Linked DNA regions of Mus musculus: region 1 is linked to region 2. Evidence: chromatin loops called from intact Hi-C (ENCODE). Cell type or tissue: gastrocnemius. All regions are shown on one strand. Links, peaks and the distances in the headings refer to the core of each region. The heading gives the core; the rest is flanking DNA. Region 1 overlaps Prkar1b (protein kinase, cAMP dependent regulatory, type I beta). Region 2 overlaps Prkar1b (protein kinase, cAMP dependent regulatory, type I beta).

Evidence for each region. A loop is a pair of places that touch in the nucleus more often than their neighbours do. Peaks named below come from ENCODE experiments on the same cell type or tissue, not always from the same donor. Only the 100,000 strongest peaks of a DNase experiment are listed, where the experiment ranks them.
Region 1: it touches region 2 in a loop (2.1-fold over the local background); 5 of 42 quality-filtered maps call a loop at or near these places.

The regions. Positions count from the first base shown.
Region 1 is chr5:139,055,382-139,071,160 of GRCm38, forward strand. It overlaps Prkar1b (protein kinase, cAMP dependent regulatory, type I beta), which reads right to left. Exons shown (of 11, transcript NM_008923.3): 5 at 7,875-7,936; 6 at 7,173-7,219. Among named protein-coding and RNA genes, the nearest start is that of Prkar1b, 66 kb to the right of the region's middle. In gastrocnemius, for the core only: no CTCF peak of the experiment used is centred there; a DNase peak (open chromatin) is centred at 6,514; H3K4me3 peaks cover 377 bases; H3K27ac peaks cover 2,816 bases.
Region 2 is chr5:139,001,782-139,017,560 of GRCm38, forward strand. Prkar1b (protein kinase, cAMP dependent regulatory, type I beta) reads right to left here. Exons shown (of 11, transcript NM_008923.3): 11 at 15,523-15,779. Among named protein-coding and RNA genes, the nearest start is that of Pdgfa, 15 kb to the left of the region's middle. In gastrocnemius, for the core only: a CTCF peak has its summit at 5,677 (motif pointing left); DNase peaks (open chromatin) are centred at 2,984 and 5,728.

The sequences.
Region 1 (15,779 bases), core at 2,883-10,882, 54 kb after region 2:
TTCTCCGAAAAGAAAATAGAGTCCCATGAGGTCTGTAGGAACCCAACAGTTCAAGGGACTGCCGGTACCCTCACCCTGCATAACCTAGCCCTACTACAGCAGCACAGCATTTGGGGTGCCTCAGGGTCTAACACCCTCAAATATAGGCACACTCACTGCCAGGCTATATTCAACACCCTGTGACCTCAAGTGGGGCCACTGAGGACCTCAGAGATGATGTGCCGTGTAGTTAAAATATGCTTGGGAGACTCCAAAGACCTTCAGAAAAAAAATGTCACAGCCAGTTTTGCATTCCACAAACGGCCAACTGAAACATAACAGCACTTTGGAAGGCACATCTCCAGAAGACAGTCACACATCCCTGTTCACTGCAGGGTAGCTTGCAAGAGCCCATAATGAAGCACATAAAGAAAAGGTGCCACATGTCCCCAGTGGAATATTACTCAGCCTTAAGCGGAGCACTCTGACACCTGCTACAGCGTGAATGGGTGGAGCTTAAGAACTTTTTTTTTTTTTTTTTGCTCAATGACCAGAAGCCACAGGATAGATGCTGTGTGAAGTCAACAAGAGGCTCCCCAGAAGAGTCAGACTATTTTTAGATCAAGAATCTGTGAATTCCAGCCCCAGAATCCTCATGAAACCTCTGGGCATAGTGACCAGGGTTTATCAACCCCGTGCTGGGACCTGGAAAGTAGATAGGCAAATCTTTGGGGGGTTCATTGTTGGCTCAGTGAGCTCCAGGCTAGAAAGAGGCTGTTTTTATTGTATGTGTATGGGTGTTTTTGCGTGCGTGTGTGTCTGTGCAGGCAGAGGGGAAAGAAGGGGTCAGATCCCCTGGAACAGAAGTTACAGACAGCTGGATGCTAGGAATCAAATCCAGGGCCTCTGGAAATGCATCTAGAACTCTTTAACTACTGAGCCATCTCTCCAACCCCAGGAGTCAGACTTGTAGGGCTAGGAAGTAGGAAGAGGGGAGTCGGGGGCTGGGGTGGGGCTGTGGAGTGACTCAGTGAAGGAACCAGATGAGATCAGTAAGGCAGTTCAGACAGGAGGCTTGGGGGGGACAGGTCAGTGCATAACGGCTCCCTGTGGAGATTCGGGGATCTGAGCTGTTCCATTGCCAGAAGCCATGTGTTTTCTAAAAGGTCAGATGTGATGGTGCAAGGCTGGGTAGGTGGATACAGGGGGATGCCTAAGGTTTTGCTGGCCAGCCAGCCTTACATGCTCCCAGGTCAGTGAGAGTAACACTCTCAAACAAAAAAGGTGAACAGTGACAATAAAGACACCCGAGGTTCAGCGATGGCGTCCACAGACATGTGATCTCCTCCACCCCTCCCCCACAGGCACAGAGGAAAGAGTTTTGGGGATGGGGATGGTGACAGCTGCACTGTTGATAATATAGTTAATCTTGTGCTCCAAGCACTTTAACAATTTAAACAGACGTGTTCACCCAGAAACTCTGGTGAATTGAACAGTCCCCGGCCCAACAGACTCACTCCCAGGTGCACACAGTGCTGCCAGGGAGGGAAGCGCCTTTAAGGCGGGAAGAACCTCTTCTCCTGAAACAGGAGAATCCTACCGACCTAGAACTCACAGGGACAGCGTTAACCTTGGAAGTGATAGGGACACCGCCAAAACAAGAAGTCTAGAGACAACCAGGAAAGACCCCAGAGCCCATTTCCAATCTCATATGCTTGCAGTTGAGTGTCCTTTTCGGCGGAAATGCTGTCCCATGAATAAAATAAATTGGAAAAATATTTCTCTGCTAGAAAACTGGGTTCTAGTTCTTGGCAAGCAAACACCCACTGCCTAGCATTTAGTCTCTGTGGAAAGCCATGATTTTAACTAAGACTGAACTTTGGCCCTCCTGGTCCTCCTAGAGGGAGAAGAGTATTCATCCTGGAAGGGTGCTCCGGGAAACCTAGCACACGGGCCTGTCTGGAGGGAGGGGTGCAGATCCTGCCTGGGAAGGTAAAGCTGGTGCTATCCTGGGTGTCCCCACCCAGGTAAAGGGCAGATGGATTGTTGCTGCCCTAGTGGCATCGTCACAGACCTGCCTGGCCTGAGAGAGGGGTTACAGGATGCAGCACGGGGGCCGTAGAAGCGTCCTGAGAATCATCACAGTGATCAGAGTAATGAATGCCCCATAACTCAGCTGGGACTGACATGCCGGCTCCTCGCTCCCAGCAGCTTACTGGGTACCCTTTGATTCCTTTACATGTGGCCTTCTTTCATGGCCCCGTGTGTTTACCCTGCAGCTCCCACATCACAGTCCACCTTCTTCTGTGCCCATCCCTGTGGGTGCTCCCTGCCGCCCACCCCTGTCACCACTGGAAAGTCTGAGAGACTGATGGAGGTGCCGGGGACTTTTTCATAGTGCTATAGGGAGGCGAGGCCGGACGCACCCACTCATAGGTCCAGTCTGCGCCACCCACAGCCTCTACATCCTAAACTCGAGGCTTTAGCCAGGAAGTGGCATCCACCCACGATGCCCAGACATCCTGGTTTGGCCAGCCAGCGTCCAGCAAGGGCCTCTAAGCCGCCTTTGAACTTGAACCTCCCAGCTGGGGAGGGAGGGAGGACAGATCTGTCGAGACAATATATTTGAGGTGAAGGTGAGCTCATTTTTTCCTTCACAAAATTGCCTCCACATGTCCCCAGGTTGGTGGGTGGCCAGCTAGAGCTCTGACCATCATTACAAGATACTGGGGCCAACTAGAGGCTGGGGAAACCTCAAGCCAGGCTCCCACCCTGGCCCCTTATTGACTCATTGGAGGCTGGAAGGTATCTGTCGGGGAGGGTTGGAAGGGTCTTATTCAGATGAGCTGTGACTTTGGGGACCCTCAGTCCTGCCTTGAAAAGGATGGAGTGGAGGTGTGTGGGATCCTGCCGGTCCTATCCACCCCTCCCTCCACAGTCGAGGAAGTCAAGGATACATATCTGGGGCCAGAATCATCAGTTAATGTGACTTTCACTTTTGCAGGATTCTGGGGACAGTGAGGTAGAGGCTGGCTTCTGAAAAGAGATGGAATAGTACAGGCTTAAACACTGAGCACACTGTGGCCATCCAGGGCAGTGACTCCCTGCTCCTTAGCCATTCCTGGGGTCTTCCACAGCAAGTGGCTCAGGGGCCTCCAGGGAAGACCTCAGACTCAGTGAGCCAGGGACACACAAGATGGCCACATACAAGCTCAGATACACTGTAGCTAATCTGAGGAGGGAGGTGGCTACTGCAATTGTGGTGGGTGTGGGTGTGGTGGGCTTCCTTGGGGATGAAAGGCTGCCTAGAACAGGCAGGAGGTGGGGTCTGCCTAGTACACAAGGGGAAGAGGGCACGAAGCCTGCTCTGTGAGAGAAGCCCGTGATGTAACCCTCTGGCCGCTGTGGACCCGCTCACCCCTCTGGGATGAAACCCAGGGTGGAAAGGACCAGAGCAGAGCCTCCTTGCAGTCTGCACAAGGTTCTGACTCACTCACAGCCTTCCTGGAGATGTACATGGCGGCGGGGGTGGGGTGGGCATGGAAGGGGGAACTCAGGGACTCCATAACCTTGAAGACAGCCTGCAGCACTTTTCCTATATCCACTTATTTGGGGAAAGTCAAAGAATATGTGACCCAGAATCCCCTGGGGTCACCCCAACTCTGTCTTTGAGATGGAATTAAAAGATTCTAGGTGACTTTGGTGAGCACAACGGAGGTCACATGTGGACTGGGACACACGGCTCAGTTGGTATCGTGCTTGCTTAGCATTTGTAAAGTTCCCCCCCCCCCGGGGGGGAGGGGGGCCTCCATCCCCAGCATCACATAAATCAGATATGGCCACACAGCTCTGTAATCCCAGCTCTCAGGAGGCGGAGGCAGGAGAATCGGAAGTTCAAGGATATTCTCCAACACCTGAAGAGTCTGAGTTCAGGCTGGGGGGAAACAAAAGGGAAAAAATGGAGGAGGAAGAATAAGGGATAGAGGAGAAAGAGGGAGGGGGAGGGCAGACTCATGTTCCAAGGAAAGGATGGGCCCAGATCAGAAGCCACATGAGCTCCCAGGTTACGGCAGTGGGAGTGTCTAGTCTTCTGTTGTCACTAAGGTCAGCATTTATCAACACTCCACTGCAGACAAGAGGAGCAGGGCCTGGAGGGTATTGAAGGATGAATAAGAGTTTGCAAGGCAGAGGAGCAAAGCTACGAGCAGAGAATTCCGGGGAAGCCCAGCCCTGAGGTGTAAGCTGCTGGTCACTAATTTCCTGTTGATCGCCCATCATCCACCCCATGAAGTGACCACAGCACCCCCAGGGCAGATCCGTGTTGACTATTCCCAGGGGTCCAATGGGAGCTGGCAATGCCACTGGAGATCAAGAGTTAGCAGGCTGGAAGGAGAAGACAGAGCAATGAGCGGTGGGTTTAGGGCCAGGAATGGGCAACAACCCAGGCTCACAGCTTGGGAGAGGAGCTATGGGTACAAACTATGGGGGTTTGGTAGAATATTTGCCTGACCTGCAAGAAACCCCAGATTACATTCCCAGCATGGTATAAACCAATGCTGTCATCTCAAGTCTCAGGAGATGGAGGCAGGAGGCTTGACAGTTAAGGATCATCCTTGGCTACATAATGAGTTTAGGCTAGCCTGAGCTACATGAGACCTTATTTTTTATTTTATTTTATTTTATTTTATTTTATTTTATTTTATTTTATTTTGGGTTTCTCTGTGGAGCCCTGACTGGAACTCACTCTGTAGACTAGACTGACCTTGAACTCAGAGATCTGCCTGCCTTTGCCTACAAGTGCTAGGATTAAAGGCATGTGCCACTACGACCTGGCAACCCCCATCTTTAAAAACAAAAAAACAAACAACAACAAAAACCCCCAAACAACCATAAAGCAAAAATTAAAAATGAGTTACCCATGCCTCCCACCAATATCAATCCATCAAAGCAACTTCCAACAGAGAGAGCAGCGGTCCTTGGGACCCACTTATACAAGCTACTAGGGGCAAAGGCCTTCTCCCCTCCCTACCATAGGCCAGTAACCAAGTTGTTTTCTGAGCTGGGTTCTTCATGGATGTTTGTTTTAACCTGAAGCTAGGGCACAGCAGAGCCTAACTAACATCAGAACCTCTTTTTAATCGTCTGCCTCATGCTTCCTCTTGAGTGAGTAGCCCAAGGGATCACGACCTCCCAACTCAGTTTCCTTGTTTGGGGAGACAGGAGGCCCTGCCTCCCCTGAGACCCAGACCAGGGGTTGAGCTGTCAGATTCACGGGGTCAGCTTTGCGTGTGCCCCACTCGGGACGCCTGAGTGACTCACTTCCTATGTGGTGTCTCCGGAAGCAGGTGGGCCAGTGCGGTTCCCAGAAATGCATTGTGGGACAAAGTTGGGCTGCTGGGGAAATCAGAAAAGGATTTTCCCAGAAATAGCCTGGCTGGACATAGACTTAGGAGCAGAGGCCAGGCCCAAAATAGCTCACCTAACCCCAGGGCACCAGGCAGGGTGTGGTCGAGACACCTCCGAGGCAAGGAGGGCACAGCAAGTCCCCTCGGACAGGTGGAGCATAAGCTATGGCTAATTAGAAGGTGAGGCTAAGCTGAGCCACAGCCCAGCAATGACCCTGGGGCTGGCCTAGGAACTGACCCACAACGCTGAGGACCCTGAAATGTCCTGGGCAGACTCTGTCCCTGCCCTCTGTTCCATCTAGAGACAGAATTCAAGAAATGGATCACAGAAAGTAGCCCCAAATAAGCAATTGATCAGGGCAGGGCATGTGGCACACCTGCTGATACCACCCCGAAGAGCTGACATAGATTACAACACTAAAGGAGAAGCAGATACTCAGAGTGACAGCAAGAGCAAGTGAGGGGACACCCATCAGGACGATACCAGCCCAGGCCCAGGGGCAGTCCATCAGTAGGTCAGACTCCCGCAGGCAAGAGGAGGTCCCAGACTGACTCAGAGATCAGTGTCATCACACTGCTTGGGAGGAGGATGTAAGAAAGTAACCATGGGCTCCCTATGTCAGAAGGGACAAAGACATAGAGGATTTGGATAGAAAACAGACCCCGAGCTCAGGGAAACATGTTCTGACAACAGGAGCCAGACAAGGGGACATAAGTGCCATCCCAATCAGAGAACTCTGGGGGGCGGAGGGGGGGGGCTTGGGCAGGGGTGGCCATGGAGGTAGAAGGAGGGAGGGCCAGCTGAAAGCATGAGGAGGGGTCTCTAGAGGGCATGCTTCTAACATTACAGTGAGAGTGTGGGAGAGTAGGGGATGCTCTATAAACACGTGAGCTCTTTGTTCTGACAGTCCCTTGGTGAAGCTTGGGTGCATGCTGGCACAAAAGCTGACAGTCACCCCATGTCACATCAGTACCTCTAGGGTCTACAAACATGGAAGCTACTGCCCATGTGGTAATCGCGAACATCCACTGTAAGCCCCCAGAGTTTGCAGGCTAAACTAGCTTGCTAGTCAAAGAGAACATCTTAGGCTGCTTTCCACGCAGACGCTCTGTGAAAGCAAAAAAAGAACCCCACTGGGCCTGCACCTGCCAGACACAGCTCTCTTTCCAAACTGGGCTTTTATAGTCTTATACTATCATTTAGACGAAATGCTTTCTTGATCTTGAATAAGACAATTGAAATAAGGCTGGGGGCAGGGTGTGGCTCAGCACTGAAGCTCCTGCCTAGACTCCCCCAGGGAGGGGCTGGGGGCATGGCTCAGTGGTGGAGCCACTGCCTAGACTCCCCCAGGGAGGGTCTGGGGGCGTGGCTCAGTGGTAGAGCCCCTGCCTAGAATCCCCCAGTGAGGGGCTGGGGGCGTGGCTCAGTGGTAGAGCCCCTGCCTAGACTCCCCCAGGGAGGGTCTGGGGGCGTGGCTCAGTGGTAGAGCCCCTGCCTAGAATCCCCCAGTGAGGGGCTGGGGGCGTGGCTCAGTGGTAGAGCCCCTGCCTAGAATCCCCCAGTGAGGGGCTGGTATTTGAATGTCAGAACATCCATCTAAGTGCTAAAAGCCCTGAGTTCCATCCCTAGCACCATAAACAAACAAATAAACATTAGGAATCTATTCAGAAAGTGAAGCTGCCAGCTTGCATTTGTAAGACCTGGTGCTAAGCTGTGTGAAGTTTTCAAGCCAAGCATGCAAAGAGGACTTGATGTCCAAAACCCATGATGGATGGATAGATACTTACATCTACTTCTCCTTGGTCAATCACATAGAAATTATCTCCTTCATTCCCTATGACAGAAGAGACAACAGATGTAAAATGTGAAACAAAACAAGTTAGATACTGTTGGTTATCTGGCAAAGAACCCTTGTAACTATGTGTGCCAGCCAGTACCAAGTAATGCCAGCCCCAGGTGCCAATTCCTGGACATGGAGCACCGCCCCACCTCTCATCCCAGGGTCTCTTGCACACCAGGCAAAGGCTCTAAGCCCAGTACTCTCTTCACTCATTAAGTTCTTCAGGTTGGTCTTGAACTCAAAATCCACATCCCCTGCTTTTTGGATTGCAGGGATGACAGATTAATGTTAGCTGTTGTGCCATGTTTCATTAGTTTCTTTTTCTTTTCTCTCTTCCATCTCTCCCTGCCTGCCTAACCCCTTCCCCTGTTTGTTTGTTCTGAGACAGGGTCTCTCACTATGTAGCCCTAGCTGGGCTGGAACTCACTATATAGACCAAGCTGGCCTCGAACTCACAAAAGTCTGTCTGCCTCTCCTCTGCCCCCCGCCCCGCCCCCGCCCCCAGTCTCTGTGAAGAGTCTCATATTATAGCCCAGACTGGCCTTGAACACAAGACAATTCTCCTGCCTCAGTCTCTGGAACACCCACCACCTCTGGCAGTTTCTTAAGTTGGCCAGGACAGATGACAAACATCTGGAAGGAAACATACCTTGCTGTATGACTGTTTCCCCACCGATGTGAGTGACAGGAAACATGGCGTCAAATATGTCACTGAAAAACAAGCACAGGTAGGAGCTGTAGCAGACACCAGCCAAGTCAACCTGTTTCCCACAACATATACCCAGTCCCGTCCATTGACCACCTCCTAGCCCCTTAGAATCCAGTCTGCAGGCCTTAGGGAGAGGATCCCTTCCAAGTTAAAAGAGGAATTAAGGCCTTCACCAGCCATGCTGTGAAGAGCCACATGGGCACTCTCCACACAGCCAACAGGCACAACCTGCTTGCTTGGCTTCTTTGTCTGTTTATTTTACTTTCTTGAGACAGTGTGTCAAACTATGTAGCTGAGAACGTCCTTAACTTCTGACCTTCCTGCCTCCACCTCCCCAGTGCTGAGGTTGTAGCCACAGCACTGGGTTTATGGGGTGCAAGAGATTAAACCCAGAGATTCTGCATGCTAAGCCAGCACTCTATCAATTGAGTAACATCCCAGGCCCTGCCTGGCTTCTTACAAGAAAGGAATGAGTTTATGGGCACTGTTTTTACAATCCAGTTAGGAAAGTAAGTCACAGTCGGTTATGAGCACTTCTCATGCCAATAAATACAATTTGTTTGGGACGTGGCCATCAAGCCTGATTGTGTGGATTTTGCTGGCTTTTTCCCCCTTCTTGAGGAAAATATTTACAGTCACAGGAGTGTTCATAACTCCAGACACAGAGATGAGACAGCAGGATTGGGGATGTCGCTTGATGGTAGAGCACTTGCCTAACACGTGAGAAGCCCTAGGTTTAATTTCCAAGTACTCCAAAAATGTAAAGAAATAAGACATCAGTTAGTACCCAGATTTGCAGGACAGAGATGTGTTAGGACACGTGGACTCCCCAAAGTTTACAAAGCTGGGGGAACCCAAAGTGGTCTCCGTGCCAACCCTGAGGCTTGGTGGCTTCCTCTTCTAAATGTAGGTGTGAAATGGGCTGTTGGACAGAAGCCAAAGGAATTAAGAAGGGCTGGGCTATTAAAGTCACCAGAAATCGTAGGACATGCATCATGGCCACATTTGTCCCAGAGGTGCCATCTCATCAGCACAGTCATTAGAACACAGTCCAAAAATGCCAGCCCATTCTCCTGAAATGTAACATCTGCCACCAGAGACCTACCTGTCTCTGGGGCTCCTGACTCACCAAGACAGGAGGCTGCGCTGCTGGAGAGGCTAAGGTACTATACAGAGCCCCCAGCCAGGCAATGTTCATGCCTGGAAACATGGGACACCTCCCTGTCTGTCCTGAATGTTCAAAACGGAGCGTAAATTGAGGCAAGCCTCAGGAGAACTCAAGAGCCCTCTCTGGCTGGAAAATATACAAAACCATCTGGGGAGAAAACACAAAATAAAAGATCCAGACTGTTCCATGCTCCGGTTCCAACCTTCAGAGCACATAAATAATTCTTCACAGGACCTGTGGGAGATCAGCCTGGTCGACATTCCATCATGGAGAAAGGAAAAACACATGAGGCCACGCCCCTTGCTGAGGATTCGCAGTTAAGAGTTGCTAGGGGAGGAGCTAATGAGGCCCCACCCACTTCCTGAGGCTCTATAGAGTTTATAGTTGCTGCGAGAGGGCTCATGAAGCCCCACCCCTCCCAAAGGCTTTCCAGACAGTTACTGGTTGATTTTCTTCAGTGGTATAGCCCCTGGTAAGTTGCCCATGCTCCTGTGGATAACCCTTCAGCCATGCTTCTGTAAGGATAGGGTTCTATGACACGAATCAGTCACCAAAGAAATAAAAGACACCAAAATAGAAGAGGGACCTGTCGGGAAAAGAAAGATCAGCTGGTGTGGGAGGGGGACCAGAGAAGGTAAGGGGAGGTAAATAAGACCCAAGTGTAATTCATAATAAGCCCAATTGTCACTTATAGTTAACCATATCTATTTTTTTTTAAGCTTGGGCTATTCTCTCTCTATCCAAACGCGCTTCTCTGGAGCTCTTAACTCTAACATCTTGGTTTTTAGTTTCCTGTGCTCATTGGGAGGGGAAAGGCAGTCACATGAGGGAGCTGTGGGCAGATCTCAGGCCAGCTCTGGATGTCTGTCCTCGGACAAGGGTACATCTTGGCCATAGTATCTCCAGCATCTGCAGGAACCATCCCAGCCTGGCTGCATCGCCTCAAAAACCACAAAACAAGGGTCCAAGAAAGAGCAGGTCTTTAAAAAACAACCTTTTGGTTCCTCCCATGCTAAAATAATAACCCTCAGCTCATAATGGTAGTGCGTGTATGTATGCATACACATGCCTGTGGGTACATGTGGAGGCCAGAGGGTGATAGTCTGTTTCTAAATCACTCTCCAGCTTATATGGTGTGATGTATACAGTATATACACACATGTATGTGTGGGTGCAGGTACTTTTGCACATGTGTGGTGGCCAGAGGATGACAGGAGTGCTGTTCTCCTGTCTCTGCTTGATTCCTGTATCTGCCACCACAGCCCTGGGCTTATGGGCATATGTGTGGCCAGGCCAAGCTTTTTCCGAGGGTGCCAGGGATCCGAAGTCAGATCTTCATGCTGACCCAGCAAGCAGTCTTACCCGCAGAGCCCCACTCCACCTTAGTTTTTGAGATTAGATCTCTCACTGACACCTAGATCCTGGCCAGTAAACTCTGAACATCTTCCTGTCTCTGCCTCTCTGGGACTGAGATTACAAGAACACAGTACTGTACTTGGGTTCTGGGGTTAGGGCTCAGGTCCTCACACTTGGCCAACAAGCATGTTCCCATTGAGCCATCTCTCCATCCCGAGGAAGGTGTGTGTGTGTGTGTGTGTGTGTGTGTGTGTGTGTGTGTGTTATGTTGTGTGTGTGTGGTGTGTGTGTGTGGTGTGTGTGGTGTGTGTGTGTGTGTGTGTGTGTGTGTGTGTGTGTGTGTGTGTGTATACTCCCCGCCTGCCCACTCTGAAAGCTATCTGCTTCACTACCCTGGCTTTAGACACTCTTCTCTGAGATGTTATTGGGTCTGGAAAATGCAGGTCCACCTTCCTGATCCTAAGAGATTGATGTGTAGCTAGCGCCACCCCAGCCTGCCCTGGGGTGTCACTCCCTGCCTGAGCATTCCCAAGGAGGCCTGCTACTGTCTTGTGTATCTCTGTTCTTCCTCTTATCTGGGTGGAAATGCACTAATCTGGCAACTTTCTTTTCTTCCTTGGCCTCCTTCTGTAGCCCAGGCTAGCCCTGAACTCATAACGACCCTCCCACCTCTGCCTCCTAGAGCGGGAATGAGCAAGCTCAGCCAGCTTCTGATGACTGTGGTCCTAGACACCTTTCACGCGTCCCTCCCTGCCCCGAGGACTTTCCAGATATCCCCATGTTTATGCAATCACAGAGTGGGCCACAATGAGCATTCCAGAGCTCCTCAAGATGAGGGCAGATAAATATGATCACATCTCCCTATTGTATGGGCTTGCTTCCACTTGCACTTCTGCTTGGGTTGGCCAAGGTGGGAATGGACTGAAAATGTTTTCTGGGAAAACGGTCCCCAAACTGAGAGGTCTGGCTCTCGACGTCAGTCACAGATATTTGCACACGCAAAAGTAGGCTTGTTAGAAAACCAGCCTTCGTTGAAGGACCCCACATATCTCTGTGAGCACACCAATGTCCCCTCCACTGCCCAGCTGCACGGCCATTGCAGAAACAAGCTAGGGACATGGAGACGCCAAAAATGCCACCTGAGCAGCCAGGCTGGGTCTCACTTACCACAGAGGCTTAGAAGCCAGATTTCCTTCTGAGTAACCTGACACCCCTTGAGAAGACCCAACAAGCCCCGTCCATGGCTCTACCCTCCTCCTGCCTCCTTCCAACTCCAGACAGACCTAATCCCTCTCTCTCTCTCTCTCTCTCTCTCTCTCTCTCTCTCTCTCCCTCTCTCCCTCTCTCAGCACTTAATGGCATTAAAAGGTGCTGGCCTCCTCTGCCTATAAGAAGAAAAACAGTTTTCCACGCTGATCCTGAAGTCACCTCCAGAGGGTTCAACTGAAGCCACAGGCAGAAATCATAAACAGCCTCCCACTTGGAAACCCGATCAACCCACCCTCTCCTTCAACAATGCTGGCTGCTCACAATACAGCAGTGGCTTGGGCTGGGCTCTAGGGTGCCCATTTGTCAGGCAGACCGGCAAGACAAGCCCATGAGGTCACCATCATAGGCACTGAGAGCCTAGCACTGCCCTGAGTCCTTTTGGTCTCCACCACTCCCATGCACACCTGTCCTCACAAAGTTGGAGTGGTAATGAACTCTACTTCCACTTAGGAAAGCTGGAGGCTCTCACTTGGCCTGTGGCTAAGAGCACAAACCTTTTGAAAGTCTTTACCTAGGCCATCGCCCCTCACCAACATTCCTTCCTCCCGCAGCACCTCAGCTCTGGTGCTTTCTTAGTCTAAGTGGACAAGGAGATTGAGAGGATGGACGGACAAATAGGGACAGGTGGGTGGATGGATGAATGGGTGTCAACTGGATGAAAGGATGGGTAGGCAAGTGGATGGGTGAAGGGATGAAAGAATGAATGGATATATGATTGGATAGGTGTATGGACAGGTAATGGAAGGATAGATAGACATTCGGATAAATGAACAAGTGAGTAGTTGAATGGATGGATAGGTGGACAGGTGAGTGAGCAGATGGATGGGTTGGTGAGTGGATGGGTTTGTGGGCAGATGGGTTGATGGATAGACTACAGAGTAAGATAGGGAAAAAAGAATAGAAAGTTGCTAGATTGATGCTTTCCACCCAGATATAAGGGAGAACAGAGATGCAAAAGGCAGTAGGAGGCCTTCTGTGTGGATGCTCAGGCAGGCAGAGACAACCCAAGGCAGGAATAATGGAGAGTAAGCAAGCATTATCAGTGAGTTGGTGGATAGGTAGATGTATGGATGATGTGGACAGGTGAATGGATAGTGGGTAGATAGATATACAGATGGGTTCCAGGATTGGTGGTGGACAGGTGGAATATGGCTAGATGAATGGTAGGTGATGGACCATGCACAAGTGGGAGGACAAAGAGAAAGACGGGGCTAAGGAAAGAAAGCACATTGATGGCCGGGCAGTGGTGGCACACGCCTTTAATCCCAGCACTTGGGAGGCAGAGGCAGTCGGATTTCTGAGTTCGAGGCCAGCCTGGTCTACAAAGTGAGTTCCAGGGCTATGCAGAGAAACCCTGTGTCGACAAAATAAAAAATAAATAAATAAATAAATTTTAAAAAAGAAAGAAAGAAAGAAAAAGAAAGAAAAAAGCAAGCAAACAAGCTCACTCAAGTCAGGATGGGCTCAGGAGAAAGAAAGAAAGAAAGAAAGAAAGAGAGAGAGAGAGAGAGAGAGAGAGAGAGAGAGAGAGAGAGAGAGAGAAAGAAAGAAAGAAAGAAAGAAAGAAAAGAAAGAAAAGAAAGAAAGCAAGCAAGCTCAAGTCAGGATGGGCTCAGGAATCCCCTGCCTGCAGACACTTTCCAAAGCCCCAGCCTCTACTGCCCTTCCTCCAACCACAGCAAAGGATGCAGGGAAATGGGAAGAAGGTTCAATCATAAAGTGCTTTCAAGAACCCATGTTTGGCGCCCGCTTGTAATTTCATGGAGACATGGGAGCATCCCTGGGGTAGGCTAGCCAGACAGCCTAGCTGAATCCATGCCTGTCTCAAAGAACCAAATGAAAGGCTCTTAAGGGACAATGTCTAAGGTTGATTTCTAGCCTCCACATATTCAGACACATATAGCCTCTCCCTCACACACACACATGAGCATATGCACACACATATGCACACACATACATACATATACATATATACACATACACACATGGATGCCAGTGTGTAAGGACCCCATAAGGACTGTGTTAAGTTGATGAGAAACAAGGCAGGAAGAAACAGGTCTGCAAACCTTGGCAAAGATCCTGTTAGCCAGGGCTGGGCATTCAACGATGAAAGCCACTCCTAAGCACAATGGTGTGGCTCTGTAGCTCAGGGGACAAACAAAGAAAGGCTTGGACTCCTAGCCAAGAGGAAACTTCTTAATAGTCTCCCACTTCACTGCTAGGGCTTCAAGATGACCACTTCACAGACATGGAAGTCAAGGGTCAGAATTGTAAGGGTACCACTGAGGCTGAACCCAGGCAACAGGTTCCAGTGTCCATACTGTGTCCCATACCTGCAATGACCTCACACCTGCCTCACAGAATTCACCCAAGAACAAGTGCAGAGGCTTGGCCCCAGTCTAGGGAAGATGGCCATTTGGAGTCCCAGGTCTTATGAGGGTCCCACCCATCACCCACCCCCTGTGCTGGACACAGACCTTGCATCTTACGAACAAAATGAGGGGTCTGAAAATGTTCTGAGTGAAGATGTGCAGGCAGAGTGGACGTGAACAGCACTCATAGGCACTCTGCTGTATGTGAGCCATTCATTCCGCACAGAGTTAAGCGTTTGCTCCAGGCCCTGCTGTTCCCTGAAGGGTCACAGATCATGTGTCTGGTCATGCCCAAATTTTGTGAGATATTCCCTCTAGCAATTTTATTTAAACCTTGGGTGCAAAATGTAACCATTGTCCACAACACTAACTGTGCCCTCCAACCTCAGGAGCTGTAGCATCTCATCTTCCTATCAGCATTCTCCTAACAGCCTGCAGACCGCAAGCTGGAGGGAGGCTGCCGGGTAAACACCACCTTCCAAACGCCAGCAACTTATCCAAACAAATCTTGTCTCCTTCCTAGGACCAGGATCCCCAGGAGGAAGGGGGAGGAGAAAAGCCTATGGAGCCAATGACAACACATCTGAGAAGCCCTAACAACCAATCAATGCGTATCTTGGACCTGTACCCATGACTGTGTACCCAGTGAGGCTGGGGTTAGTGGGGTCAGGAAGGCTAGGCCCTGTATCCATCAACACTTACAGCATGTCCGACCTTCGAAAGGACCTTTGAGGGCATTAGGGAGATGGCTCAGTAGGTAAGAACATTTGCTGTGCAAGAATGAAGACTTGAGTTTGAATCACCAGCAGCACTGTGAGCGAGAAACAGGAGGATCACTCCCGCTTGCTGGCTGCCAGCCTAGCTCCAGATTCAGTGAGAGATCCTATGTGAAGGGAATTAAATAGGAACAGGGCAGGACACCCGATGTCCTCCCCTGGCTTCCACATGGGCGTGGACATCTGTCTGCACACGCATGTGACATGCACTGCACACACACAAAAGAGAGGCTCCTCCAGGTTGGAGAGAAAAAGGGAATGTTGTAAATTTTATAACACAATGACTGTCATGGCTATGGTCAACCTCACTACATCTGTAATTTACTGAAGCCAAGCAGCTGGGCACACCTGTGAGTGTTGATTATTTTTTTCTTGATTAAATAATTTGAAGTTGAAAGACCCACCTTTAAAAAAAGGCTTATTTATTTTATTTACAAGAATACAATGTAGCTGTCTTCAGACACACCAGAAGAGGGCATTGGATCCCATCAAAGATGGTTGTGAGCCACCTTGTGGGTGCTGGGAATTGAACCCAGGACCTCTGGAAGAGCAGTCAGTGCCCTTAACCTCTGAGCCATCTCTCCAGCCCAGGAAGACCCACTTTTAATCTGGATTTTTTGAGGTGGGATGATCCACCTTTAATCTGGGCCGCAGCTTCCGGGGGCAGCTAGCATTAGAGCCTACTTCTTCAGGATTCTAATGTATACTGCAGATTAGCTGAGACATCTAGACTCATGGACTGAACAACTAACTACTGGTTTCTGGAAGCTTCCATTGGTAGACAGCCAGTGTTGGTCTAGTTGGACCACAGTCTGTAAGCCATTTTAATAAATCACACAGACACAGACAGACAGACAGACAGAGAGAGAGAGAGAGAGAGAGAGAGAGAGAGAGAGATTCAGTC
Region 2 (15,779 bases), core at 2,546-10,545:
TATGGTGGAAGCTGCAGCCCTGTCAGGACAGCCTCCCTGTCTGTCCATTGGTGTCACAGCCCTCGGATTTCATGAGTCTCAGCTGTGCTCAGAACAGACATGCTGAGAACAGGAACGATGACTTTACATGATGGTGTCTCGTGCTTGTTGGAGAACAGACCCAGGGAAGAAAGGGCTGTTACAGGAAGAACATGGGGAAATACTGACCAGGCTCCAGATCCGCCGAAAGAAAGAACCCTGTGAGAGGATCGTCAGGGGACAAGATGAGGCCATGGAGTGGTGCCCAGGGCTCGTGGTGCTGGACAGGACCACTTCGATCTGATGTCTGGTCCTTAAGGAAGCAAGTCGATAACAGGAAAGTGATTCCCATAGGCTGCCATTGACCCTCTACTTCAACCACTCCTCCAAGCCAGCAGCAACGCAGAGCACGACAGAAACCACTAGAGGTATTGTTCGATCCAGTGATAGGTCTCAGCACTGAATTCCTACAGTGTGCCTATGGTGTGACCACCATGCACCCTGGAGAACCTCACAGAGCCTGGTGGGGGTCCTAATGTCTGCAGCATGCTTTCTATTGACTGGGAAATCTGAGAACGTTGGAAAGGTGTTGGAAGGAAGAGAGAAAAAAGAGAAAGAGCAAAGGAAGATTGATTGACAGATACTTAGGCAGATAGGTGGATACATAGGTACATAGGTTATAGCCATGGATAGATGATAAATATATAAATACAGACCTTATGGACACAGGGGATAAATGGCACACAGATACACACATCAGAAACATAATAGAAACATTATAGATGATCAATAAATATATGATACATTATTTGTTGAATGATGGATAAAAGATGATAGATGGTTGATGGATAGATAATATATAGTGATAAGTAGATAGATAAAAGCTGGGAAGATAAGCAAGGAAGTGATGATGCTAGCCCAGCAGAGACAGGTGAATCTCTGTGAGTTCAAGGCCAGCCTGATCTACAGAACAAATTCCAGGACAACCAAAGGTATACAGAGAAACTCTTTGTCTTGAAAAAAAGTTGTAAAAAGGGAAAAGGAAAGGTAGATAGAAGAAGAGATAAATAATAGTTATCTGATAGTAGGTTAGTTAATAGGTATATAATAGACAAATAGATGAGATATATGTATAATATATAGAGAGAAGATTGATAGCTAGACAAATGCATAGAAGATTAGACACACAGATAATAGATAGGTATAGGGATAGTTGGTAAATTGAGGTGAACGGTGTGCTACTTACACTATTATTATTATTATTATTTTCTTTTTGATACAGCCTCATGTTGCCTAAGCTGGCCTTGAACTCACGAGGTTGCCAGTGCCAATGTCACAACACTCCCGCCTTCACATACCGAGTGCTGAGACTGACTGTACATGGGATTGAGTATGCCCCCACAGAGAGCCTATGGCCTGCTGGAAATGGATTCCAGGGCTTGTGCATTCCAGGCAGGTACTGTCCCTGAGCAACACGCCCAGCCCTCATTGCAAAATGAGGAAATTTTTCAAAAAAAAAAATGATAATGATTCCCTCTTCGCTATCAGTCTCCTAGGAGGCCAGAAGCTTCCAGGATGTAGAAAAGTCGGAGTAAGTCACAGGCTAATAGGTACTGGTTCATTTTAAGGAAAAAGACCACCAGGCTGAGTGTGGACAGCAGACCCGGCTCTCAGAAGCATCACAGATTGCCGCTGCCGTCCTGGGCTACACAGTGAGACTCTGTATCCAGAAAAGGAGAAGAACTGAGAGAGGGAGAGGAGGAGGAGAAAGAAGGGGGAAGAAAGAAGGAGAGGCAGAGGACAACAGTGACTGGGACTCAGTGATAGAAAAATGTTGGACATCCAGGACAAATGTAAAAGCCTCAACAGTAGAATCCTTCAGCCATGTGTTGCAATGCAGTGGATTTTCATTTTGTGTAGCATCTTCATGCATATCATATTAACCAGACTGCTAGTCCTTGGCCTCATACATGCGAGGCCAGCTTTCTACCTCTAAGTCACACCCCAGCTCCTCACTGGAGGATCCTAGGCAGTTGTGCTACCTCTGAGCTACAGCCCAAACCCTTCCCTAGAATTCTAGGCAAAGCTCTAACACTAAGCCACACCCAAGCCCCTCACTGGGGAATTCTAGGCAGAGGCTCTACCACTGAGCCACACCCACAGCCCCTCACTGGGGGATTCTAGACAGGGGCTCTACCACTGAGCCATGCCCCCAGCCCCTCCCTGGGGGATTCTAGGCAGGGGCTCTACCACTGAGCCACACCCCTAGCCCTTCACTGGGGGATTCTAGGCAGGGGCTCTACCACTGAGCCATGCCCCCAGCCCCTCCCTGGGGGGTTCTAGGCAGGGGCTCTACCACTGAGCCACGCCCCCAGCCCCTCCCTGGTGGGGGTTCTAGGCAGGGGCTCTACCACTGAGCCATGCCCCCAGCCCCTCCCTGGGGGGTTCTAGGCAGGGACTCTACCACTGAGCCATGCCCCCAGCCCCTCACTGAGGGATTCTAGTGTACTGCTGAGTTATATTCCCAGCCTTTTAACTTTTTTATTTGGAGACACAGTCTTGCTAATTTGGCCAGGCTGACTCTGAACTCACTTTGTAACAAGCTTATTTGGGAGCATTTATTTAATTATTTGCTTGTTTATTTAATGTGGTGTGTGTGTGTGTGTGTGTGTGTGTGTGTGTGTGTGTGTGTGTACATGCCATGACACATGTGGATGTCAGAGGAGGATAACTTGCAGAAGTTGCTTCTCTCTGTTCTGGGCATCAAACTTAGGCCTGACAGCAAGCACCTTTATCTAATGAGCCATCTTGCTGGCCCATTAGCTAGATTTTAAAATGCACATGTGTCCTGATTCCCACAGAGGAAGGGAGATGAGCCTATTCAGGATGTGTTGCCTGAAAAAATCCAAGAGCAGGTGGGAGCATGGGGACGCAGCTGCTCTCCAGCCTTGGCCAAGCAGCCATAGCTGGCAGCCACAGAGTAGTGGCGTCCAAGAGCAGCTGTGGGCTTACAATCCAACACCTGAGCGCCACCCTAGCAAAGCGACCCAAATATGGAAACGGGTCTTTTTTCTCAGAAGGCCTGACATGAAACGATTTAAAATAGCAAAGTCAGGTGTGGAAGTGTACACCTGTAATTCCAGCACTCAGGAGGCTGAGGCAGGAGGACTTGAGCTCTGGCCAGTCTGGGTTGCAGAGTGAGATCCTGTCTCAATGAGGCTGTATATAAATCATTAAATGAGATCACACAGACCAAAGATAACCATATTTCCAGCTTTGGAAAATTCTCATCTTGTTTTCCTGGCGAGTTTTCCATTGCCTGAGATCATGGCTCCTGTCCATCCCTTGCTGGATTGGGAGCCAGAGAGTAGTACTGGTCCATGGCTTCTCTCCTGCTTTACCTCCCCTGGAGTGAGGATATCTCTACAGGGGCTGCTTGTCTGCTATAACCTCCATATAGATAATCCGATCTGCATTCATATGGAGAGAGAGAGAGGAGAGAGAGAGAGGGAGAGAGAGAGAGTTCAAAAGAACACTTGAAGAAACGTTCTATTTTCTTCCACAGTGGGTTCTGGGAATGCCACCTGGCTAGCCTTCCACTTTCTGCTTTTTTGAGTCAGGGTTTCTCCCTGGATCCAGCCTTCATAGGCTAGACTTGCTGGCTAGTGAGCTCCTGAGACCCTCCTGTCCCTCCCAGTCCCAGAGCTAGGCTTACACGCTTGGATCATCATGCCTGGTTTCTTAGGTGGGTGCTGGAGATTTGAACTCTATTGACTGAGTCCTCTCCATAGCCTCCAGGAATACCTGTTTTTCCATGCTGTGTTCCCGAGCTCTAGCCCCCTCCCCCCAGTGACTTGTCTTGCTATCCTGAAACCCCACAGGCATCTTCAGCCTGCCAATGAGGCTTCAGAGATAGCCTCTGCTAGTGCTAGGATCTCAGAAGCTGGAAGAAAGGAAGCTGCAGACATTGATAGAAAGCTGCAACTCACTGCTTCTTGGATGCATCTTCTTCCCTAATTGCATTCTGTGTCTGACTTGCACTTCCTGGACCAAGGCTGCTCCCTGCCCCTAGAATGTCCCTTGCCTCTGGGCTGCACCCCTGGACCAAAGGAATCCAACCAGGCAGGCCCCCACACAAAGTACTTGGAAGGCTAGGGAGGCTATTGTCTGTGGTTGTGCCCTTGGCTTGGTGGACTGGCACTTGAGAGTGATACCAGGCTGGTCACACTGTTACAGGGCTGGTAAGGTGAGGGCAAACTCTTTCTTATAAGAGGCACCCACACATAGCTTGAATGGGCATGGGGTAGCTTCCTATGGGCCTAGAGACCTTGCCTTAGGATAGGGAACAAAGGAGACAGGAATCTTCAGTGAAGCCAAAAATGGATATGTGGTGAGAGTTCAAAGGAAGAAGTATAAAAGAAAGAAAATGAATTTGGGCATATCAACCCGGTCCTCAGATTAGAAACTGAGGCAGGAGGATGGCAAGTTTAAAGTCAATGTAGGCAATTTAGTGAGATCCTGTGTCAAAAAAATAAAAATAAACAGGCTGGGGCAAAAGCTCATGAACTCAGAACCTAGTGTGCATGTAAAAAGCTGGGTATGGTGGTGGGCACTTCTAATTTTGGTGCTGGATCGGTGGAGATGGGGATCTGTGATGCTCTCTGGCCAGCCAGCCTATACTCCTGGGCAAAGTCTACGCTAATGAAGAGACTCTGTTTAAAAACAAAACCAAAAACAAAACATAAGAACAAGGCTTTTCTAGCCTGCCTTCAACAAATACACATACATGTACACATATGTAGATCAATAAACACATTTTTAAAAAAAGAAGAAGAAGAAGAGTGAGTTCCCTGCCATTTCCCTGTTTGCGGCTGTGTCCGTTCCCAGTGTGTCTAAAGAGATCACAACTTTGCAACACCATACAAATGACCCACTGGCCAAGGAAGCTGGAGAGTGTGCTGATCCGTGGGATTTGAGCTCAGATACCACTGAGTCCAGTCGCTCGGCTGCACCTGAACAGCTTCATCTTCTTGCCTCGTCAGAAGCATCCCACACAGTCTGGACAGCGGTGCTCCTGAGGACACCGCGGCTAGCAGAAGGCAGGACTGTGCAGCTGGCCAGGTCGGAATCTGATGTGTACCCTGCTTGTTCACCAAGGGAAACTGCCCTCAGAGAGTGAGGACACCCCAGCCTGTCTGAGCTTCAGACCCTACTCTCAGCCTCTCTATCCTGGCCAGCTATGTGTCCTGTTCTATCTTGGCAAGATAGAACATCCTGGACCACTCTGGTGAGGGGGATTTGGGTCTCGCATCTCCACTGAGTGAACTCGACTATATCCTTCTGCCTTGAAGACTATGGACAGAGCCACAGTCCTACCTTAGGTCCTCCTCTTCCTGTCTGCTGGGGAGGCTGGGTCACCCAGGCGGCTCCTCTAAAGCAGGAGGACAAAGTCCAGCTGGTAATCTCATCCTCATCCCATCTTAGAATAGGGAGGCCCCAGCATCCCTGTGGTAGCCACCTCCCTCTGAAGGGAGCCACGTGAGCTTCCCTAGAAATGCCAGCAGCCTCTTTCACCAGTGTCTACTTGGTCCAAAGGCCTCAGAGGTGACAAAGAGCTCTGGCCTAGAGAGGCAGCCACTCTGCCACCTGCTGGCTATGCATCCTTCCACCTGTTGCTTCACCTTTCTGAGCCTCTGCTGGCCTCTACGATGAAAAGATAATAAAGCAGAAATAGCTGCTAATTAGAACTGTTGGGAGATCTGTTAAGGCAGAGCCTGGCATGGAGCCCAAATGTAGCCAGCATTGAGATTCCCTGGTGCTAGAGAAGGATGAATGCCACGGGCATATGGCAGATCTCAGTGAATCAGTTCCACCCAAAGGAAAGGGGCTCACACCTCTGGGTGACAGGAGTCCCAGATGGCACTTTAAGCAGGGTATCCCTGTCCATCTCTAGGCCAGTCTTAGGAGTTAAATGACAGCCAGTAGCCTAAAGGATTCTCGGCTTGTACTCTACCACTGAGCCACACCCCAGACCCTCCCTGGGGGATTCTAGGCAGGGGCTCTACCACTGAGCCACGCCCCCAGCCCTTCACTGGGGGATTCTCTATCACTGAAACACACCCCTGGCTCCTTACTGGGGGATTCTAGGCAGGTGCTCTACCTCTAAGTTATAACCAAAACTCCCTACCCCATTTCCTTCTTTTTTCTTTTTTTTTTTTTTTGTTTTGTTTTATTTTGTTTTGCTTTTCATTTCCAATTTTTTAATTAGGTATTTTCTTCATTTACATTTCAAATGCTATCCAGAAGTCCCCTATACCCCCCCCACACACACACTGCCCTACCCACCCACTCCCACTTCTTGGCCCTGGCATTCCCCTGTACTGGGGCATATAAAGTTTGCAAGACCAAGGGGGGTCTCTCTTCCCAATGATGGCCGACTAGGCCGTCTTCTGCTACATATGCGGCTAGAGACACGAGCTCCGGGGGTACTGGTTAGTTCATATTGTTGTTCCACATATAGGGTTGCAGATCCCTTTAGCTTGTTGGATACTCTCTAGCTCCTCCACTGGGGACCCTGTGTTCCATCCAATAGCTGACTGTGAGCATCCACTTCTGTGTTTGCCAGGCACCGGCATAGCTTCACAAGAGACAGCTATATCAGGGTCCTTTCAGCAAAATCTTGCTGGCGTATGCAACGGTGTCAGCATTTGGAGACTGATTATGGGATGGATCCCTGGGTGTGGCAGTCTCTAGATGGTCCATCCTTTCATCTCAGCTCCAAACTTTGTCTCTGTAACTCCTTCCATGGGTATTTTGTTCCCAATTCTAAGAAGGGGCAAAGTGTCCACACTTTGGTCTTCGTTCTTCTTGAGTTTCATGTGTTTTGCAACTTGTATCTTGTATCTTGGGTATTCTAAGTTTCTGGGCTAATATCCACTTATCAGTGAGTACATATCATGTGAGTTCTTTTGTGATTGGGTTACCTCACTCAGGATGATACCCTCCAGGTCCATCCATTTGCCTAGGAATTTCATAAATTCATTCTTTTTAATAGCTGAGTAGTACTCCATTGTGTAAATGTACCACATTTCCTGTATCCATTCCTCTGTTGAGGGACATCTGGGTTCTTTCCAGCTTCTAGCTATTATAAAAAGGCTGCTATGAACATAGTGGCGCATGTGTCCTTCTGTAGTACAGCTTTAGGTCAGGCATCCCTACCTCATTTCTTAAAGATGACGTCTCTCACATAGTTCTGGGTATATTAAAACTCACTGTGTAAACCAGGCTGACTTTGAACTCACAGAGATCCATCTGCCTCTTCTTCCCAAAAGCTGGGTTTTAAAGGCATGTACCACAACGACCAGCCTAATATTTTTTCTTTTTTCATGTCATATAGGGTCTCAGTAAGTTTCCCAGCCTTATCTTAAGTTCATTCTGTAGCCCAGGCAGGTCTTGAACTAGCAATCCTCCTGCCTTGGCCTCCTGACAATTAAGATGGCTGACGTGTGTCATGAGGCAGGCTAAGCTTGGCTTTGTTTGTGTTGTGTTGTTGTTTGTTTGTTTGTTTGTTTGTTTGAGATAGGGTCTGGCTCTCCTGAAACTCATTACTTTGTAACCAGGCTATCCTTGAACTCACAATGATCCACCTTCTTCTGCCTCCCAGTACTGAGACTAAAGGCTTAACCCACCATGCCTGGCTTGAATTGAAACAGTGACTTACCATGACACTCTATCCTAGTAGCTCCAGGGGACAGAGAACTTTATCAGCCATAGCTTCAAGGGGTGTGAAATTGACTGGCTTGCTGAAAACCAGAAGAACCGACTAAACTGTCCACATATGTAACAAGGTATCTGCACACCTCCACCTGCAGTAGTCTACAGTGCTCCTTGGACGAGACCTATAGCTACTCCAGCCCTCGGTTTCCCAGAAATGGTGACACTTGCTGTCAGAGGCGTCCATGGCTACATAACAAATGGCCCCAAAACTTAAGAGGCTCCAAAAAAATTTTATGATTTCGTGATTCCTGGAGCTCTGAATTTGGGATGGGTTAGCTGGGCCTACAGAAGACTTGAATGAACCCACGCAGGAGGTCAAGAGACCTCACAGCTCTGCCTCCGGGGACACCTGCAAGCTGATCACCCGAAAGGGCGCAGAATCCCAGAAGGGGCATAGATGGCTGGGGACTGCCTGATTGCTGATTGCTGCAAGACCCAAAACTCATGGCTATTCAGTACAAAGCCCCAGCAGCCTGCCTATCCATACCCTTAGAACTGTCAAGGGAGGGCCTGTAAACCAACAGAACCTCCCATAAAGGGACATTGGATGAACTAGGGAGGAAAAGGCAAGAGCTCTGTGAGTCAAGAGAATGGCCTCTTGGGTAATGGAAGTTCCAGGGACGGTGAACCTTGTTTGTTATCTTCTTAAAGGATATCCTCACCAAAGGGCACCCATCACCTAGCTCTCTGGAATCACAGGGGATTGATTATATAGTTTAGGGCAGAAAAGAGTTCCACTTCTGTGATCCAGTTGCCCCATCAAGGCCTGGAGAGCACACATTGTGTGCTTGGAGGTCCCAAGACCTAAAACAAACATGCAGGGAAAGACCATTGGGGCAGTGCCTGGCACAGGTTAGCACAGAACACAGCTGGTGGAGAACAGCTAACCTAGTCAGCCCTCATTCCCACTCTTCTCCCTCCCTTCAGAAAGTCCCACCTCTTAGAGTAAACCTACCAGTCCCCTTCCCCCCAAGGGCAGTATGAGCCATCTATCTCACCTGCCTCAGGCTCTGGACCACAGAGAGTACATCCTGGTGAAGTAATAGGAACAAGAGAGGCTGTCCACTGTACCCTAGACCAAGCTAGATCCAGAGTTGTGTGTGTTGGGGAGGGGACCTGAGAAGGCTTCCAAGGAGAGGTGGCTTTTAAGGTTCGCTGTACCCTCCAGGGCAGGAGTCTTCCCCCATCTCACCTCATACCATTCTCTCCTCTTCCTCAGGGAAATCAGACGTCAGGAATCTTCCAGAACAGCAGCTGAGTGGGTGCCCTCCCTGCCCTGGGGCCACTGCTGTATCACCAGTCTGGAATGCATTTTCAATTACCCTGTCCTCTCCTGTCCTGCCCTCCCCACTAGAGGCCAGCTCATCATTTCCCCATGGAGAGGTGGGGGCTGGAACAAGGAATCTAGGAGCTCTCAGGATCTGGGTTGTCCTGGAGGCAGGAGAAAGAATGAAGTTCTTTCAGGCCCAGTCCCTCCAAGTTCCCTCTCAGCCCTCTGTAGTGAATAAGTAGAGGTGGCTATAGTGACTATCCAGAGATGAGATGGAGATAGACGGCCACCAGGAACTCAATCCTAGATACATTCCCATATTCAACGGTGTCTCTGGTTTTCTGGTGTCTTCTCTAGAGAAGGAGTCCACTGGAGCCATCAACTGTATTTCTTCATGAGAGGACACTGTTATCTTTCTGGATTGGAAGCAAAATTTCACTGGTTCCCAGTGCCTCCTTGGCCTGTCAGTTTTCATAGATCTTCTGAGGCTCCCATGGCTGGTCCCTGTCCCTAGTTCTCTTTTCTTGGGTGGGAGTGAGGGTGCATATGGTCCAAACATCTCAAGTAGAGTCTATTTGGAAATCTGCTGTGTGGCCTTTCCTGCCTCCCCATTTCTGGCCCAGCAACTGTCAGCAAGGGAGGTGTCCTGGCCAGCCTTGGGCAGCCCTGGAGGATACCACCTTCTAAGAATAGAGCCCTGCTTGCCACATCCCTTTCTCACCTGGTCCTCAGATGCTGGGAGGCTGGCCTTACCTATGCCAGGTGACCATCCGTCTGAATAGGGAGAATACCAACAAGGCCTCCCATCTCTTTCTAGTGGGGTGAGCACCCTGTGGTGTGTGTGTAGGGCATTAGCTCTGAGAGACATTTAGAGCCACAATGCACTATATGCTCTGACACCAGGGTCCTCAGAATAGATGAATCTCACTGCTCACATGTTTCCCTAGTCTTGGGATCCTGGGCCTCTTTCTGAGAAATTGACCTTAGCATTACTTTAATATCATTGATAGATCTCTGGATTCAGGCTTGCAGAGCTGGGCCATGCCCACCCCCCAGCTCACACTCAGACGTGGACAAAGACATCAGGACATATTTGGTGATGCTGTGTAGTGTCCCCCTTCCCATCCTGAGGGTTTTCATCCTGTAGTTTGGTGGGTGCAGGGCACACAGACTATCCAGAGATGAGATGGAGATAGACAGCCACCAGGAACTCAATCCTAGATATATTCCCATCTTCCAACTGTGCCTCTGGTTTTCTGGTGTCTTCTCTAGAGAAGGAGTCCACTGGAGCCATCAACTGTATTTCTTCATGGAGGAACACTGTTATCTTTGTGGATTAGAAGCAAAAATTCACTGGTTCCCAGTACCTCCTTGGCCTGTCAGTTTTCATAGATCTTCTGAGGCCCCCATGGCTGGTCCCTGTTCCTAGTTCTCTTTTCTTGGGTGGGAGAAAGACTCCAAAGTGGCTGCAAGGACAGGCTTCCTTGTGGCAGATGGCAGCACCTGGAGGACCCTCAGTCATGGCCAGCTCACATGGCCTGTACACAGCTCCCCTTGGTGCCCATCACTGCCTCATACTGCCTCCAAGTCCTCGTGTCTTCCTAGGGCCTCCTAGGGAGCATGATATCCTCCCAGGGCAAACCTGGCTGGGCTCCAGTGGTTAGGGCTCCACTCATAAAAAGCTTTATGGCCCTAGGGAAGGCAGAGCTTCCCAGAACATGCTGGGTTAGGCAGAGATGACCCAGGCTCTACTCCTTGTCCCCCAACCCCTCTGCTGTGAACATCTTCTCACTCTGAATTCAGTGGCCCTGTGCAAAATGAGCCCCACAGGGATATTATGAGACATTAAGGACAGAGACAGACAGAAAGACAGAGAGATCCTGAAGGTTCACTCCAGTCCTGTAGCCTGGTGGGCAGGCTTGCTGAGTGATTGATGGGTTAGGAGTGGGTAACTGACCAAACAGGGAGTGTCAGCCTCCGATCTTGGATGGCATCAGATACCTTCGTGGCAAGGGTTTTGTGTTCTTTTGAGGTTAGTACTCTCATGCCAGGCCCCAGGTGACAATGTCAGCGATACAGAGTTCCTGGTTGCTCACCTTTACCTCAGAGGGTGACTCTCTTCTTCCTGCCCTTAGCCCAATATTCTCCACCAGGGGCCTGTCTTAGCTTTTTGTTGCTGTGAGAAACACCATAACCAAAAGCAATTTGTAGAGAAAGGGGTTTATGCAATCCATTGGTGAGCTTGCAGTCCATCATCAGAGGAAAACAAGGCAGGAACACAAGCAGGAACCTGGAGCCAGGAACTGAAGCAGAGGCCATGGAGGAACACTGCTTACTGGTTTGCTCTCCATGGCTTACTCCGTCAGCTTTCTTATACAACCCAGGGCTATCTGTCCAGAGTTGGCATTGCCCAAAATCATTAATCAAGAAAATGTTCCACAGCCTTGCCTACAAGCCAATACGTTGAAAACATTTGCTCAAGTGAGATTTCCTCTCTAGCTAGTGTCAAGTTGACAAATCTAACTAGCTCAGGTACCATGTCCCAAGGGACTGCCTAGGTTCCCTGGCTCTGAGACCTAGTCCCAAAAGGCCTGCAACCTATATCTGGGTGCCAGAGACAGGGTGTTCTGGACCCTTCCTATTGAGTATGAGCCTGCAGCAGACACCCAGGAAGTTACATTCTGGGGCTTGACACAGGCTATACATATCACAGTTGTGCCCAACTCCAGGTCCTCAGGCCTCCTGGAGTAGATAAGCTATACTACGGGGTCTGTCTGAGACCCTCCCCACATAACCCAGAAGCTCACACTAGAAAGTTTATGTCATGAGATGGTGGGTCAGACATATGGAAAGTCACCTCCCTTGAGATGGCTGCCTGACTCACAAGGGTCCCTGAGCAGGGACAGGGTCTACCTAAGGATACTTGGAGAATGAGGGTCCAGGAGAAAGGTAGCTCCTTTGGGCTAGGATGGGTCCTCTCTAGGTGGCCACATATCAGGGCTACATACAACCCAAGCCATGTGCCAGCAAGAAAGTAGCCAATCTGTGTCTACCAACTGTGGGTACTACAGCTGATGTGCTTGTCATTATGCATGATCAGATGTGATGTTCTATGCCATGATAACTTTGAGCCTGTGAGCTTCTTTTGCTGAGTTAACACACCTTATCCACAATCCCATGCCCTGCTAAAACCAGGCCTTCGAGGCAAATACTCCTCCCCGTTCATGGTGAGATCATCGAAGCTCTGAGAAGTTAAGCAACTTGCCTTTTGCCAAACAGATAATAAAAACTAGGAGCAAGGCTTGATATCACACATCTGCAATCCCAACACCTGGGAGGCTGAGAGGGGAGGATCTCAAGTCTAGACTACACAGTGGCACTGCTAAAGAAGGAAAAGGGGGGAGGGAGGGAGAAGCCATGTTGGGGCATAAATGTAATCCCAGTGCTAGAAAAGTGGAAGATACCTGGGCCTCCATGGCCAGCCAGCCAACCTAGCCTACTTGACAAATTCCAGACCAGTGAGAGATTCTATCTCAAACAAGAGCAATGGTGTTGGGGAGGTGGTTCATTGGGTAAAGTGCTTGATGCACAGACACGAGAACCCAAGTTAGTCCCCAGCACCCATGCAAAAAGCCAGGTGTGGCACTGTGTAGCTGTGATCCTAGCACTGGGCAGCAGAAATAGGGAGGTTCCAGGGACTTGATGGCCAGCTAGCCTAGTAAAAAGGGGGACATGGTTGGAGGAGGTGTATGCACACACATGCGCCCACACGCGCGTGCATATACATTTGTATGGGATTTTTTTGTTTGTTTTTGTTTTTGAGACAGTATCTCACTATGTAGGTAACCCTGGCTGTCCTGGAATTTGCTTTGTAGACCAAGCTGGCCTCATACTCACAGAGATCCCCCTGCCTTGGCCTCCTGAGTGCTAGGATTAAAGACATACACCACCACTCCCAGCTTACATTTGTTTTTATTTTTACTTTAATTTTTAAAGACAGTATAACACTGTTACCCATACTAGCCTCTTAGTCTATGGGCACAGACAGGACACAGACAGGATGAAGCAGGATCATTACCAACCAACTGGAGCTGGAGATGGTGGAGGAGGCCTCAGGCACCAGCTTCCCAATGTGGTGACATCACAGAGGCAAGTGCAGCTAGAAAGCAGCCAGGCTGGGTCAATGAAGACTTCCTGGCAGGACCAGGGCCAGCTGATCTCAGAGGAAGTAAACTAACTGAAAGTAGGGGTGGGGGGAGCAGAAGGGGACACTAAATCTAAAGCTAGGACCAGGGTACTCTGGATGTGAAGTCACCCAGCCCCAGTCTTGCAGGAGGCTGCTGCTTGTCTCCCCAGAATACAGCCAGGGGGCCTGACCTCAACATGAGTCACCCGCCAGCCCAGCTGATTCAGCGGAACTGGGGGAGTGAGGCTGGGACTGTCCATGGACTGAAATGGCCAGCCAAGGTCAGTACTGTCCACTGTCTGGAAGGGCCAGCCAAGGCCATCAGACCAGCAGGGCTGAGCCCCACCTGCTGGCACCCAGCCACAACAGACTTCTGTCTTCATAGTCAGAAAACCCGGGCCTCAAGGAAATGGTTTTGGCAGGGAAGGTGGCTTATGGCTGAGGACTCATAGAAAGGGCTTGGGATGTGGGAAAGAACCAAGGGTGAATGAAAAGTGAACTCGTGTGAATTCATGGATAGGTGAAAAGTGAGCTGAGGAGAATAATAATTCGATGATGGAAGGCTCCCATAATCTGCCCTGCTCTCAAGGCAAGCAAACTGCCCACCACAGCTGGCAAAGGACAGAGACCATAATGAAATGGAGATGTGTTCTCTATCCCAGTTCCCACTTGTACCCATAAGAAATTTGCCCAGTGGCACCAGCCAATCTCTTCCCTCTCAAGGTTTAGTCAGTAGGGTATCAGACATGGGTATGAGGCTGGGGCTGGGCCCTATCTATTTGACTATGCCTAGGACACCTCTAACAAACAGAGGTCTGGCCAACACAGCCCTCCATTTGCACTGACAATGTAGAAATGAAACTAGTTGAACTGAAGCAGGAGGATTTCATGAGCTGGACACCAGTAAGAGCGCTATAGTGAGACTTTGTCTCAAAATTGATAGATGAGAGAGAGAGAGAGAGAGAGAGAGAGAGAGAGAGAGAGAGAGAGAGAGAGAGAGAGAGAGAGAGAGAATGAGGGGAGGGGGAGAGGGAGAGGGAAAGGGAAAGGGAGAAGAAGAGGGGAAGATATTATAGACTTTGGTTTGGATATATGGAGTTACAGAAAGTAGAAGAGTAGGGGTGGGGATGGGGAGTTCATATCTAATGTGTGCAATTTGGAGTAGGAAGATGACCATCTGTAGAAGGGTGTAGTGATAGCTTCAATATACTGTGCATGCAGATAGTAACAAAACACTTGCCATTTTGACTTTATTTGCTTGCTTCTACAAGGATATTGAGCCCACATAAGGCACATGCTTGGCAGCTATTCTACCACAGAGCCATGTCCCCTGCCCCTCACTAGGGGATTCTAGGCATAGACTCTACCACTGAACCACACTCCAGCCGCTCACTGGGGGATTCTTTTTTCTTTTCTTTCTTCTTCTTTTTTTTTTTTTTTTCAAGACAGGGTTTCTCTGTTGTAGCCTTGGCTGTCCTGGAACTCACTCTGTAGACCAGGCTGACCTCGAACTCAGAAATCCACTTGTCTCTGCCTTCCAAGTGCTGGGATTAAAGGTGTGTGCCACCACCACCCAGCACTCACTAGGGGATTCTAGGCAAGCATTTTACCACTGAGCCATATATTCACTGCCTTTTTTTTTTTTAACTTTTTACTTTGAGACTAAGTTATGTAGACTAGAGCAGGCACAGCATTAATGGTTTTGTTTGTTTGTTTTTGTTTTTTTGAGACCAGATTTCTCTATGTAGCCCTGGCTGTCCTGGAACTCACTCTGTAGACCAGGGTCACCTCGAACTCAGGGAGTTGGACTGCCTCTGTCTGCCTCCTGAGTGCTGGGATTAAAGGTATGCACCACCACATCTGGCTTAGCTTTAGTGGTTTTTAAAGTGTGTGTGTGTGTGTGTGTGTGTGTATGCACGTGCATGAATGTGTTCAAGTATGCCATGACATTGATGTGTAGGTCAGAGGTCAAAAGTTGCACTCACCTTCCACCTGGTTTGGGACAAGGTCTCTTGTACCATCTGGGTATGCCAAGCTAGCTGGTCCGAGCTTCCAGAGATTCTCCTGTCTACCCCTCCTACCTTGCAGTAGGAGCCTGGAATTATATGATTGATACTTTGTCTGGCTTTATGTCTGGAGATTTGAACTCAGGTCCTCACATTTGCATGAAAAGCATTTTACCTGCTAAGCCAATTCTCCCCAGCTCAGTGTTAATCACTTGAAATCCCCAGAGCAGTTTCTTATCTACAAAAGATTTAGACAGAGGCTCCCAGGTTGGGAAAGGGTTCTTCATTGCACATTTAATAGTTCATGCAGCGCTTGGTGACATAAATAGGGGATGGAGAAGCAGGGCCACAGAATCCACAGATAGTCCACAGTGCAGGCACGACACACATGGCCAGGGCCACACAGCGGGGAGCTGATGGTCAGCTGGAAGGGTCACCTAGACGTGCACAGCGGGGCAAGAAAAGGTTGATCACACTGTCTCATGACATGCCGGTCACCCAGGGGACACTAAGCAGTTGTGGA